Regions from separate parts of the Homo sapiens genome. Here regions 1, 3 and 4 are each linked to region 2. A link is a loop called in an ENCODE intact Hi-C map of the cell type or tissue named here. Cell type or tissue: dorsolateral prefrontal cortex. All regions are shown on one strand. Each heading gives the region's core, and the rest is flanking DNA. Links, peaks and the distances in the headings are about the cores only.

The links. A loop is a pair of places that touch in the nucleus more often than their neighbours do. Peaks named below come from ENCODE experiments on the same cell type or tissue, not always from the same donor. Only the 100,000 strongest peaks of a DNase experiment are listed, where the experiment ranks them.
Region 1: a loop joins it to region 2, with 4 times the contacts of the local background. A loop is called at or near these places in 10 of 110 quality-filtered maps.
Region 3: it touches region 2 in a loop (7-fold over the local background); 29 of 110 quality-filtered maps call a loop at or near these places.
Region 4: a loop joins it to region 2, with 2.8 times the contacts of the local background. A loop is called at or near these places in 2 of 110 quality-filtered maps.

Annotation. Positions count from the first base shown.
Region 1 is chr20:20,358,727-20,362,157 of GRCh38, reverse strand. CFAP61 (cilia and flagella associated protein 61) reads right to left here. Exons shown (of 27, transcript NM_015585.4): 27 at 1,460-1,948. The coding sequence ends at 1,748. Among named protein-coding and RNA genes, the nearest start is that of INSM1, 7.7 kb to the left of the region's middle. RefSeq lists a silencer at 1,419-1,713 and an enhancer at 1,419-1,713. In dorsolateral prefrontal cortex, for the core only: CTCF peaks have their summits at 1,383 and 1,583 (motif pointing left); a DNase peak (open chromatin) is centred at 1,602.
Region 2 is chr20:20,592,692-20,596,122 of GRCh38, reverse strand. The region is part of intron 16 of RALGAPA2 (Ral GTPase activating protein catalytic subunit alpha 2); the gene reads left to right. Among named protein-coding and RNA genes, the nearest start is that of RALGAPA2, 120 kb to the left of the region's middle. In dorsolateral prefrontal cortex, for the core only: CTCF peaks have their summits at 1,782 (motif pointing right), 2,317 (motif pointing right) and 2,538 (motif pointing left); a DNase peak (open chromatin) is centred at 2,252; H3K4me3 peaks cover 423 bases; H3K27ac peaks cover 919 bases.
Region 3 is chr20:20,823,155-20,826,585 of GRCh38, reverse strand. No RefSeq gene overlaps it. Among named protein-coding and RNA genes, the nearest start is that of RALGAPA2, 110 kb to the right of the region's middle. In dorsolateral prefrontal cortex, for the core only: CTCF peaks have their summits at 1,219 and 1,422 (motif pointing right); a DNase peak (open chromatin) is centred at 1,445; H3K4me3 peaks cover 368 bases.
Region 4 is chr20:20,235,603-20,239,033 of GRCh38, reverse strand. All of the region lies in intron 18 of CFAP61 (cilia and flagella associated protein 61), which reads right to left. Among named protein-coding and RNA genes, the nearest start is that of CFAP61-AS1, 31 kb to the left of the region's middle. In dorsolateral prefrontal cortex, for the core only: a CTCF peak has its summit at 1,464 (motif pointing right); a DNase peak (open chromatin) is centred at 1,485.

The sequences.
Region 1 (3,431 bases), core at 282-2,781, 230 kb after region 2:
TAGCTTGTAAATTACCCACTTTCGAAGTGTGAGATAAGGATTAAAATAATGTCACCCAATATACTTTGTACACTAAAATATATTCTAGATATTTTCAAGTCTGCTGTGATACTTATGGAGCACTAACACTCCTTTTTCAAAAGGCAGCAAAGGAAAACTTACTGTCACATTTATGCATGATTTGGTATTAAGGTTGACATTGTCATTTGGGGTCACTTTTATGTGACTGGAGGCTTTTTAATGCTAATACTTGGTCACAGAAGTCATAACTGTTGATCCTCCGAGATTGTTCTGTTAATCTGCATCCAGGGGTCCCAGGACCTGTCACAGAAACTTACTCCTTTTGCTTATGAGTTTGACCCAGGTCCTTTCAGGGGAATGGGACAGGGGAGGAGAGTTGCTTGAGCTGACTCATTCACCAGCCCCTGAAATATGGTTCCACGTGTGCTGGGTCTGAATTCTGAAGAGTGGACCAGTAGCAATTGTTCCCCATTCAAGTGACACAGTGTGTACCATATGGCCAATGCTGGACCCTCCCCCCAGTGACCCATGCATTTGCGGAAAACGTGCATGTGAAGGAATTAGGAGCATTTATTGCTTGCTTTTGCCTGCCTTGGGAAAATCAAGAGTCCAGTATTCTGGAACAATTTTATTTTGCAGAAATATCAATATCAAATAACTTTGCAGTTCCAACAAGTTGGCAGTTTGCAGCAGAGAGTTTGATAATGTGTACACAGTGCTGTAATGCCAGCTCTGACTTTCCTTCTAATAGTTGTGTATCCCTTATCTTGTGCCAACTTTTGCTCAACATTTACATAAAATACAACACATGAAGAAAAAACTGGAATTGTTCACAAAAACCAGTTTTAAGCCCTGCTGTGAAAAATTGTGTCACACTGTCTACTGAGAGACCCAATAAATGAGCACAATCTTATGTGTTGTTCCCCCTCATTCCTGAATCCATGCAGTTAGTTACTAGTGGGCAATTAATTTGCTTTATTTATAAGAAAAAGGGTTTCTGATCCACATTAGAGTTGACATGTACTAGGGACCCCTTCACCCCGCCCCCCTCAATGCAAAGCAACAGTGCTAAGGATCAAAGAAAATGAACTTTGATGAACTTCCCATTACCACGTTACCACGTTCTAATCTAAAACCTATGTGTGAACCCCTTGAGCACCCAACTTTTCTGTGACTTTATGCTCCTCATCTGCAATTTGAAACAGAAATACAGCCTCCTCCTTTCCAAAGGTCATGTAAGCTTTCCTACACAATCACTGCTTCTTATGTTGGACTGCAGATTTAATTTCTCATCATCTGTTTACTAATTTTCCATTCTGGGCACATTTTCTTTTTTATCACCCACAAGTACTGCTGGGTAAACATGTGAAGAACTAACAAGACTGGCAGCGGAAGTTTCCAGGAAATCAAACAGAATCACACCCAAGGTAAAAACAAGTTTTACACACTATGATCTCATTTTATTGCTGAAATGGATTATTCTGCACAGGAACATGCCTGGGATTTGTAAAGCGAGCCTGCCCCAGAAGAGAGGCACACGGCCGTGTGCCACCTACTGGGATGATAGAAAACTACAGGCATAAGTCAGGGAAGGAAAGGAATGAACAAAACCACCAGGGGCTGGCTTCGCTGTCAAACCAGGCTGCAGAGAACTTTTCTATTTCTACAGAGCGCGTTTCCAGGAACTAAATAAATGAAAACCATAAAGGGGAGACCCTGCCTACAACTAAACGATGCCTGGCCACGCGTACATGGGCAGGTGGTAGCGGTTATAGTGCAGGTAGTCAAGAGTGCTTCTCTCCACCAGGGTTTTGTAGATGGATTCCTCAAAAACTCTTTTGAGGTATTGCCTGGGCTTCTCAGTCGGGTTGATTTCCTCATCTTCTATTTGATGGGCTAACTGCTCTATGGAAGGAAGATCTTCCTCCTGTAAAACACAGTAAGAGGCCAGATACAGAAATTAATTGGACCCTGCACAGTTGTAACGGCAGTTTCATGAGAATGAAAACAACAGTAGTCAGCTCTGCAAGGATGGTCATTTTTTTTCTAGCTTTTGAAAATTTATTTTTAATTGTGGCAAAGTATACACAACATGTCTTATTTTAATAATTTTTAGGTGTACAGTTCAGTGGCATGAAGTACATTCACATTGCTGTGTAACCCTCACCACTGTCCATCTCCAGGACTTTCTCATCTTCGTCAGCTGAAACGCTGTCTCCATTAAACACCAGCTCCGTACCCTCCCATCCTCCAGGCCCTGGAAACCACCTCTGTCTCTATGAATGTGACTACGCAGGCATCTCATATGAGTGGAACCCTGTAGTACTTTTTTTTGTGACTGGCTTATATCACTTAGCATAATGTCCTCAAGAGTCATCCAGGTTAGTCATTTCAAGCCCTTCATTTTCAGATAAAAATCATCTGTAGATCATACTTGTTTTGTTGTTGTTGTTGTTTTGTTTTTTGCTTTTTGAGACGGAATTTCGCTGTTGTTGCCCAGGCTGGAGTGCAATGGCATGATCTCGGCTCACTGCAACCTCCGCCTACCAGGTTCAAACTATTCTCCTGCCTCAGCCTCCCAAGTAGCTGGGACTACAGGCATGGCCCACCATGCCTGGCTAATTTTGTATATTTAGTAGGGACAGGGTCTCTCCATGTTGGTCAGGCTGGTCTTGAACTCCCGACCTCAGGTGATCTGCCCACCTCGGCCTCCCAAAGTGCTGGGATTACAGGCATGAGCCACCACGCCCTGCCTCTGTTTTAAAAATAAAAAAATTTAAAAATAAAAAAAAGGAGTGATTAAACCTTTTTACTTGAAAGGTCCTATATGAAAAGTTTTCTTGCTTATAATTCCCAAGAAGTGGGATTTTAAAACCTTAGAATAAATTCACAATCAAGTCAAATTTTATTGATATATTTAAAAAGGTAGGGCTCAGAAAGAATAAAGTTGTTTGAAGCTGAGAATCTTATGCTGCACATAGGTACAGTGTAGTAGAGATTTTCCTAACATTTCATTATAAAAATTTTCAGAGACAAGTTGAAGAATTGTCCACTGAACACCTGCACACCTGCACCTGGACTCCACAGTTAACATCTGCTATATTTGCTTCACCACTGCATATCTGCCCTCCAGAGCAGGGTACTTCTAGAAAGCACATCCCCCAGGGTTGAGCTGGCTGCTTTCCAAACACTGTGATTCTTGAACATCACCCTAGATCAAGAGTCTGTGGACTCTGATGGTACATTTATTTCAACTTCCAATAATTCCTTCTATTTTGAATAGAAAAGGCAATTCCTTGCAGGGTTTTGTTGGATTATTAACTTACTAGTGATAAGAGCTTATAGATAGGAAAACAGACTCAAGCTATATGGAGGCATAAAGTCATTGCCACTTGGCTAAGCAAGACACA
Region 2 (3,431 bases), core at 281-2,780:
ACCACCTGTTTCCATTAATATGAATAGCTACATAAAGAAACACAGTTGGGGAGGTAGGACTGGCACTTTTTGTGATTTTCTTTTATTTGTTTTTTTCCCTTCGTGAGAACAGTTCTTTCCAGCTGTTCTACAGTTTTTTTGTTTGTTTGTTTTTTGTTTGTTTTTTTTTGAGATAGAGTCTTGCTTTGTACCTCAGGCTGGAGTGCACTGGTGCGATCTTGGCCCACTGCAACCTCTGCCTCCCAGGTCCCAGTTCAAGCAATTCTCCTGCTTCAGCCTCCCGAGTAGCCAGGATTACAGGCATGCCATGCACAGCTAAGTTTTTGTATTTTTAGTAGAGATAGGGTTTCACCATGTTGACCAGGCTGGTCTTGAATTCCTGAGCTTGTGATCTACCCACCTCGGCCTCCCAAAGTGCTGGAATTACAGGTGTGAGCCACCACGTCCGGTCTGTTCTACAATTTTAACTGCTTTTTAGGTTAAAACATTTATCAATCTGTAGCACTTACAGATAGTAGATTTTATTTTTCTTTTAGGAATATTGTAATAGTAGTAATGAGAGGATCAACAATCTCCCCTTATTCTAAAAAAGCATATTGGAATGGTATGGCAAACCTTGCCTCGCTGCTTCTGCATCTGGTTTGTGTGCTTCTAGGAAGTGCTTTTTTGTCAGGACCTGGTCTGATTTACCCTTGGGAAGTTTGATCTTGTGGGAAACCTCAAGATGCTGAGCTGATATGCATTTCCTATGCTTTTTATAGGATCAGATTGGTATCATGCAAGGTGTTTTAAAAATTAGGAAATTATACTATTTATTTTGCTTATGCAACCTTGTATAAGGGATAAATGGAACTCAGAATTTTGGTTATTGAAGAATGAGCCTCACTCCACTTACTAAATGTAAGACTGAGTAAGGAAGACTTAAAAAGTGAGTGAAATTGCTGTGAAAAATAGAGATCTGGAAAAAAAAATAGAAGTTACTGAAGAGCTTACACACTTAATTTGATCACACTGCCTTTTCTCAGTGGAAAAAAATGAAATTAAGTAATCCTTATTTGATCATTTTTCGGTGTTTCGAATGGAGCTTTAGAAAGTAATAGTTTAGGCCGGGCGCAGTGGCTCACTTTGTAATCCCAATACTTTGGGAGGCCAAGGCGGGTGGATCATGAGGTCAGGAGATCGAGACCACCCTGGCTAACACGGTGAAACCCCATCTTTACTAAAAATACAAAAAACTAGCCAGTTGTGTGCCTGTAGTCCCAGCTGCTTGGGAGGCTGAGGCAGGAGAATGCCATGAACTTGGGAGGTGGAGCTTGCAGTGAGTCAAGATCACGCCATTGTGCTCCAGCCTGGCCGACAGAGCGAGACTCCATCTCAAAAAAAAAAAAAAAAAAGAAAGTAATAGTTTAGTAATGGTATTGTGTAACTTACACTGTCAAGAGACGAGAAAGTTAGTGCTTTTAAAATCTGGGTAGTTGGAACTAACTAGGCTTTAGAGAGAGTACATTATTTGGTGAATCTAAGATAGAATTTAGCTCTTTGAAGTGATTTAAACAAATTGTGTGATATTCAAAATAGAAAATGCAATAGATCTAGGATGTATTATATAATTTTATTGTAACTGATATAATTCTTTCTCCATTTTAAATATCAGATAATCCTGTCTTTTGGTATTTGCATATCACTATTAAAATGATTTTCATTCGTTATGAAAGAGCAACTGCTAACAGCTAACCCCACAGAATGAGAGCAGATTTAACATAAATTGCTCTTTCTTAAATAAAATGCCAGCAGAGGGAGCCCAAGAACTATTTAAAAAGGAAAAATAGTATAAAGAAATTGTTTCTGTCATTCATGTATTCATTTATACAAAACATGTATTTAATATAAAATATGAGAAAATCCCAATAAATATACTGTTACAAATCAGGAAATTGGATTTAAATTGTGGGATAAGGAGAATTGAAAATTCTCTTTTCACACCATCTCAATTGATAGTCAACTACAGGAGTAGGTAGCTCAGGGCACCTACAACCCAACAGCACACTTAAGCATCGTGGCTCTCCCCTTCCTTCCCACTAAATCACGAGTGCTCCTGCCCTGCTACTGACCGCTATTCCTGAAGGCTTGGACTTTCTCCATCTGATACGTCCCTCCTGACAGCTTTATAAAAACAAAGCCTTAAAAGCTGCATTAGGCCAGCCTGTTGGGAAGGCAGACCAGCTGGTGGTGGCAGGCTCTCCGTCCGTCTGCTGTGTTGAGGACCAGTGGGGACGCTCTAATTTGGAAGCAATGGTGCTGTGGCTATATTGCATCCCACCAGATGGCGATGTTCTTTATCTTTAGGAAGATGCTGCCAGTGTTGGCTCAGCTCTTATTTGCTCCTGCTCATAGCCCAGAAACCAACATCTATCTGTTTTTGGCATCAGGCTTCAGAGACTAACTCTTCCCACTATCCATAAAAAATGGCATTTGCCAATTATAGTTTAGAAAGTTAGGAAGCTCTTGGGCTCCCCCTTCTGATACTGGATTAACCAGTAGATTCATTAACAAATATAAACTGTTCCCAGAAGGTTTCAACATCTTGCATAATTAGAATAAACAATTAGAGAAGACAGCCGGAAGGGCTGGCCCTATGGTGTTATTTGGCTTCTGTTGCTGAAGGCTGAAGAGACTAGAAATAGATCTGTGAGAAGGACGTAGTCTGTACTTTGGGATGTGTAAGTAGATTAAAAATGTGCACATATGCTTTGTGTTTCTCTGTAGAAAAATGAACAGTTCTTGGCTGTTCAAAAGAAGAGGAAGGCAAAGACAACCTGGGAAACATGAGGCTTTAACATAGCTGTCTTTTCTTGCTACCTTGGCCTATCTTTGCTTGTACTCCAAACAGTTTCCCACCAGCATCTGAAGTTAGACTGTGGGCTGGGCACCATGGCCCACGCCTGCAATCCCAGCACTTTGGAAGGCCGAGGTGGGCGGACTACTTGAGACCAGCCTAGGCAACATGGCAAAACCCCATCTCTGTGAAAAGACAAAAATTTTTTGGGTATAGTGGTGTGCACCAGAACTCCCAGGTACTCAGGAGGGTGAGGTGTGAGAATCAGTTGAGCCAGGGGGGTCGAGTGTGCAGTGAGCTGTGATCACACCACTGCACTCCAACCTGGCAACAGAGCAAAAAAAAAAAGTAAATTGATAAATTTTTGTAAGTGAAGGATCACACAAATTTCATAGTTTTGAGGTCTTGTAACCATATCAGCACACTATAAAATGCATTTTCATTTGGATAGAAAAAATAGCAACCTTTTGTTGAAATCCTCTGTATTAAATGTAGAATCTTCCAACATACTTCTTGCTTAAGGTGAGCCATCAGTTTGCCTTATGACTCAGATTAAAGGATTATACAGAGGGTGGCCCATTGACAGTGAGTTTCC
Region 3 (3,431 bases), core at 293-2,792, 230 kb before region 2:
TCCTGGATCCAGGTGCAGAGGTGAGTTTGAGAAACGTCATCAAGCTATACAATTATTATTTGTTCATATTTCTGTATGTACAGTAGACTTAAAATGTTTTTTAAAAAAATACAATGAGCAAAAAGAAAAAAAAGGAATGTGTCATTTGTTTGTCCTCCTATCCATCCACCGATCCCTGCGTCCACAGAATAATGAAATCCTAAGTTCCAAGCTTCCACCTGAAGCTTACAGTCTCCAGAGGAGGCACGCAAGCACATTCCATAGGAGTCGTATTTGAACATGGGGATCTTTTGTTTTGAGCAAAAAGTTCCCTGTGCATAATTTCAAGTGAGCGTTCTATAGAACAGCACTTGTCACTTGGGAAGACCGATATAAAAATAAATTCTAGGCCGGGCGCGGTGGTTCATTTCTGTAATCTCAGCACTTTGGGAGGCCAAGATGGAAGGATCACTTGAGGCCGGGAGTTCAAGACCTGGCCAACATGGCAAAACCTCGTCTCTACTAAAACTACAAAAATATGGCCAGGCGCCGTGGCTCATGCCTGTAATCCCAGCATTTTGGGAGGCTGAGGCGGTCGGATCACCTGAGATCAGGAGTTTGAGACCAGCCTGGCCAACATGGTGAAACCCTAGCTCTACTGAAAATACAAAAATTATTTGGCTATGGTGGTGTGTGCCTGTAATTCTAGCTACTTGGGAGGCTGAGGCAGGAGAATCGCTGGAACCCGGGAGGCGGAGGTTGCAGTGAGCCAAGATTGCACCGCTGCACTCCAGCCTGGGTGACAGAGTGAGACTCTGTCTCAAAAAATAAAATAAAAATACAAAAATTAGTGGGGCATAGTGGTGGGCGCCTGCAGTCCCAGCTACTTGGGAGTCTGAGATGGAAGAATCACCAGAGCCTGGGAGGTCGAGGCCACGATAGAGCATGCAGTGAGTGCTGCACTCCAGCCTAGGCAACAGAGTGAGACCCTGTCTCAAAAAATAATAAAACAAATTATAGGTTTGGTATAAAATACTTAGCCCCTTCAATTTCAAGAATAAATCTTGTTACCACCCTCAAAGCAAGATGGGAAGAGAGGCAGAAACCCCTCACGGTGTACTTGGGGATGAATTTGTCCCCTGAGACAGCTAATCACGCTGGAGGCAGGCCTGCACCCCGGCCTCCCTCGCAGCTCACAGTCTCAGCGGGGGACAGTGCCAGAGTTGGGTTCTTACCCACCAGAGAGGCTCCCAGGCCCCTCTCAGACCAGACTGAAGCAGAATTCTCCTCTCTGCCTTCTAGAATGTCTCGTAAAAGCTGCTCCTCTTGGGGAGGCTCTGGGCTTTGGAGAGAGCACCTGGAATTCCCCACTAGAAAAGCCCAAAAACTGAAAAATATTCATTACGTATTTTCAATACAGAGTTCCTGACGTTTTCCAGCAGAGGGCGCTAGAGAAGAGCCGGCCAAACCTGCAGAGCGTTGACCAAAGTCACAAGAGTAAACCAAACGCCTCGCCCTACCAGGCGTCTCCCCACCAGCTCGACCCCGCGGATTTCTCCCACAGAACACAGCCCCAGCCCTGGGCCTCCACGTGTGGCAGAGCAGGGAGCAGGCCCTGGGACACTTTCCTACTCAACAAATGTAAGCTGTCTATACATGATGGTCACTGTCTTGTGATAAGACTTTGAAGAATTGCTTGGTATTCAGAGCACTTCGGGGCGATCCACGGGGAGCCCCACAGTCTTGCATGGTCCACGCGTTCCTCTGCTCATTTCAGAGTGATCCTTCCTCTGTACCGCCTCTGCTCTTTTTCTCGTTCTTATTTTTTCTCCTTTGAGGGGAAGTAGAGGACTCCAGGTAGCAGTTAGTTGTACAGGACAACCCCAAATCCTACCCCTACAAGGCTTACTTTAGTAAAGCGAGTTGTTTTTGACACAGTAGAATTAGTACTACCTCAACCAGTAGTCTTTGAATTGATCCCTTAACTGATTAAGGGATGATTTTAGCAAACATTTACAAAAGGAAGGAATTTTTTTAAAAATAAAATGTTGTTTTCTAATTTTATTTTTTTCTAAGTCCTCTTTTTTCTCTCTGGAGGCCTGTAGAATCTTCTCTGTATTATTGGCGGCTGAACAGAGCAGAGCGCTGGGTGAATTCTAGAGTTAGATCTCCCTTCTGGAGCGAGGCACTCACACCCCCAGCTGCTGGGAGAGCCATTGCTCACAGCTCACAGCTGAGAGCTTCTCTGGGCATTGACTACCCTGGCCAAGGTTGTGGTGACTCTCTCGGGAGGCAGCTTGCAGCCAATGTCTGGACAATATGGAGGGAAAAGGGCCAGTCCTCTCACCTCAATTCAGGATGATGCCAAAGGGACATCCTAGCTCCAGAGCTCCCTGTGGGATCACTTGAGCCTTTATCTTGCCAGACAACATGCACATCCCTGCCCTAGGCTGTGTCCCCACCTCCCTCCTGGATTCCAGAGCAAGAACCAGGGTCAAGTCACAACATAAACGAGGGGCAGGAACATGAGGAGAGGAACGATTTGGTGATGGAGCTGTGACCCACGCTCCCATGTGCCATCACCCCCACACCAGCGCCCTTCCCTCAGATCGCACTCAGAGGCACATGGGAGAGTCCCTTGTGATCACCTGACAGAGGAGGGGAAAGGTTAAGCTTGGTGCAGGGGTGAGTGAGCTTGAAATGTGGGCACAAAATAAAAACTGGCTGCAGATGTACTCTGGCCGCCTCATTCAGGGTGGTCATGAGAGACGGCGGTAATGGGGAAGCTCTCGCAGTGGGCAGGGCTTCAGGCAGTGTAGAAAGAGAAGTATCCTGAAATCAGACTCCACATTGGCTCCTGGGCAGTCTTGTGTGATTTGATGGGCTCGTCAGGGCCTGGAAGGAGGAAGGTTGAGAACACGGAGGGGAAGAGACATGTGACTGTGTCTATGGAAGTTGGCACCCAGTGAAGATCCTGGCACAGATGTTAATATCCGCCAGAGAGCAAACAACCCAGAAAAGGCTTGACACAGCCAAGGAGAGAGAACGGCTCGGTCAGCTGCTGTCTGTTCTAGCCTCTGCCATCGGTTGTCCCAGTGCTGGCACAACGGGCTCACAAAGGGAAAGGCCATGGTGGCAGGGGTGGAGGCTCTGCATGTGCCAGACAGAAGAGCTCCAACTCGCCAAGGCTGAGCCACTGCCACAGCCAAAGGGCCAATTTGCGAGCCACAGAAACCAAAGTCAAACCCCTAATCTTTCAAAGTGACCGATGAAAGAGTTGGTGGCGAGTTGATGACACTGGATCCCTTCACTCTGGAAGGGGGAGCAATTCATCTTGCTTGGAGGCAACACACATTCTGCTTCCCTGCCTGTAGAGTGTTGGCCAGCACCACAATCCATCTTATAATATTTGATCCACCAACATGGAGCTCCGCTTACTCACCACCACCTCG
Region 4 (3,431 bases), core at 349-2,848, 360 kb after region 2:
TATAAACAATATCTAACATCACCGTGAGCCCTCAGCTCCAAAATCAAAGGTCACCATATCATGAAAAAAAAAAAAAGTTTCAAGTTAAGTGCTCAAGCCAATGAAACATTAAACAAGGGCACCTGCATTTTCACAGCAAATAATTCCAGTGGGGATTTCACGTTGCTGTGGATACAAAGGGAGGAACAGCTCAAAGATACTTGTAAAGCAGGGAGGGATTAGGGTATCCAGGGAAATAAGTAAAAGGTATTGTGTTTCATTCCATGCTTCAGGAGGACAGCTACAAAATTAGGTCTAAACATCCTTATCCTTCAAATAAAGAGGGTCACATTGCCCATTTATTGTGAACATGATAAAAGAAACATAAAACTTTTCATGGTGCTTACCCTTCTGGGCAGTAGATACATGTCGGCCTGCTAGGCGATCGCTAGTTATTTTCTAGCTGATTTTGTGTGTGCTGTGCGTGTCTGCAGGGTGCAGGCATAGCAAACGCAACCAAAGCAAGTGATTTAATTAACTGCTTTAATTAATGCTGTTATTTGAACAAATAGATAATGTAGAGAAAAAATTATTATCCCACATCGATCTAAATGTTTCAATTTAATTTACTAAAACCTCTGCTTTCTGAATGGTTCAAAACAGTGACAAAAATATTTGCCAATGAAAATAAATCCTAGCTCGTGATAGATATTTAACCTATCTACATATTCTACTAGTTAAAAAATAACTCAGATTTAATTCAGTCTTAACAACAACACATGCCATAAAATACTATAGGTGGAGTTTAGAAGTTGGGAGCTCTGTGAACTTCCAATATCAGAGGCAAAACAAATCCACACAAAATATTTATTGTTAAGTACACAGCAGAGTAAGAGAATCTACCAGTTTTTCCCTGAAAAAAATTTAACTTTCTTTAGCAATATTTTTTTCTGTTTAAATCATAAGAGACTTTTGGACAAGGTCCTGAGCCATTAATTTAATTTGTTTATTTTAAAAAAATTTTTATTTTGGAGGATTTTAAATATACACGAGGTGAAAAAAGCTTAGCAATGACTAATATTGTGCTGCTTTGAAAATACTCACCAACACTGTAGTGGTTGGAGTAAACACCACACATTGTATTATTTCATCTTAAATTCTCTAACATGCAAGAACCTAACAAGAAAATGAATTTCAGAAAACGGGGAAGGTGCAGGAAACTGTTAAGTATTAAAGAGATTTCAGGGGCACATTAACCAAATGCAGTAGTTGGACCTGGTTTGCATCCTTATCCAAACCAACTAACTGTAAAAGAACAATTTTAAGACCACTGGGAAAACTGAGCACGGACTGGTATTAGATGATATTAAGGAGTTATGGGGTATTTGTTCGAGTGTGTTAATAGTACTCAATCCATTTTTGTTGTTAGTAAAAATTAAACGGCAGCTGCATCCATGGCCACAAAGTTGTTGGTCATGACACACTCTGACCTCCAGGGGGAGACCGAAGAGAGAGATCCACAGAGGAGGTGTGGGATGGAGGATTCTGAACACATCTAGAAGGGAGTGGGCAGTTCGTGGGGTGAGACAGAGGTTACAAGCTCTCTCCCTGACCCTACTTCTCTCTTCTCTTGGGTGCCATCTTGCCCAGCTCCACCTTGGGTGGCTCAGAGCTCCCTGGTCCTGGAGCTCCTGTAGGAATGAGGATGCGACCTGGAGAAACGGGGCAAGGAGCAAGTCTCGTAAGGTACCCTGAGTCTGGGTGTGACTCAACCCTGGACCCGACACTAAGGTAGAAGTGTCTGCCTGGAGGGCCCTGGGTGCTCTCTGGAGTCCTCGGGGACCTGGCAGGGGAGGGGCATGGTGGCCAGGATAAGGGGCTAGGTAGAAGTTCAGGATCTCAGATAAAAAACTTATGTATCACAAAATAAACACATAAATCCTTACTGAAAAAATGAAAATGCATGCCATTCTTGAAATGTCAATTGAAAAGATAAGAATAAAATTTGGGAGTTCTGGCAAAACAGATGAAAATGAAATTGAGCTTTCCTTTATAATTTAGGGGAAATGATTAATGATGTTTTTATCTATGTCTAGGAAGTAAAAACATTATACATTTATACTTTAAGCATATGTTTATATATACTGAGCACATACCAGATGTAAATACCAAGATGGTAGCTATCAAAGACAAGCCAGAAAGCCCTTGCACATGAGAGATGGCAAAATACAAGACACAAATCAATTTGTTCCTTAAGGATGGAATCATGGAACATTATGGGAATTCAAAATCCAGTGGGATCACTTCTGGTTGGGGAGGATGAAGAAGAGCTTTGTGTTTTGGGCAAATGCTGGCTATTAGCAAGGCTTTAATAACACCACATGGGCAGGTTTTTTCTTGGGCCTTCCTTCTTAATGGTGATAGTTTAAGCATGAGACTTCGTGAAATGCTTTCTGCTAGGTCCAATTTAGCATGTTAATACTATGAATATGGGTTCAGCTATATAATGTTAATAATAACTTAAAAATTAGGCCTGGTAAGCCCCAAAGTAATGATGTGACTTAGAAGTTATATGATTCACTAAGAATTAGAAAATGTGGTTTGGAAAACAAGCCCATAAAAATGAGTTAGTTACAATGAGCAATTACAGGGGGAAATAGGTTTCCTTATAGATGAGACTGCCAATTTTGAGCAAATGTCTATAAAAATGGCTCCTAAACCCACCTGCATGTTGGAATTACCTGGGGATTCTATTAAAAATACTGTACATATTCCTGAAACCCACCCCAGGCCTACTGAATTGTAACTCCAGGAACAGGGTCCCAGGACACTGTATTTGTACAACCCTCCCCATCCCTATCCAAGTGGCTGTGATGTGCAGAATTGTAGAGCCTGGAACTTTTGCAATCTGTTGCTTATAGAAACAGTTACTTAATATTAACCCTAAAATCTCAAAAGGTGATTCACAACATTTTCCTCCACCACAAGTTCTTAAAATAAAAAGGAGAATTCAAACCATTTTTTTCAAGCCTATGTCTTACTATACTGGTAAGTGTTGGATTATCTGTTTGAAAGGCATTATCTTCAGAGAAGTACACTTAGAGAGAAACCTGGTCTCCAGAAGCCATCTGCTGCATAGATGGCTTTGCCTGCTCTGGGTCTCACACAGAGGCTCACGGTCTTCCCACTCCCCAGCAACGAGGACCACCTGTCACCTCTACTGGAGGGCCCTCATGCCTGTGTTTTCAGGCGGGGCTGTTTCTGGGCTTCCCTTCCAAATTTCCACCCAACATCAAATGCTGTAAGTTGGGGGGCAGTTTGATATGTCCTTATTCCCTCAATCCTCTTGTGCATCATTTTATGTGCGCCAAGATAAAAGAATTATGGCCCTAATCCTCCCTCCGCAGGGAGGAAATAAAGTGGCTGGCAGGTGCAGAGCTGAGGAAGTGGGA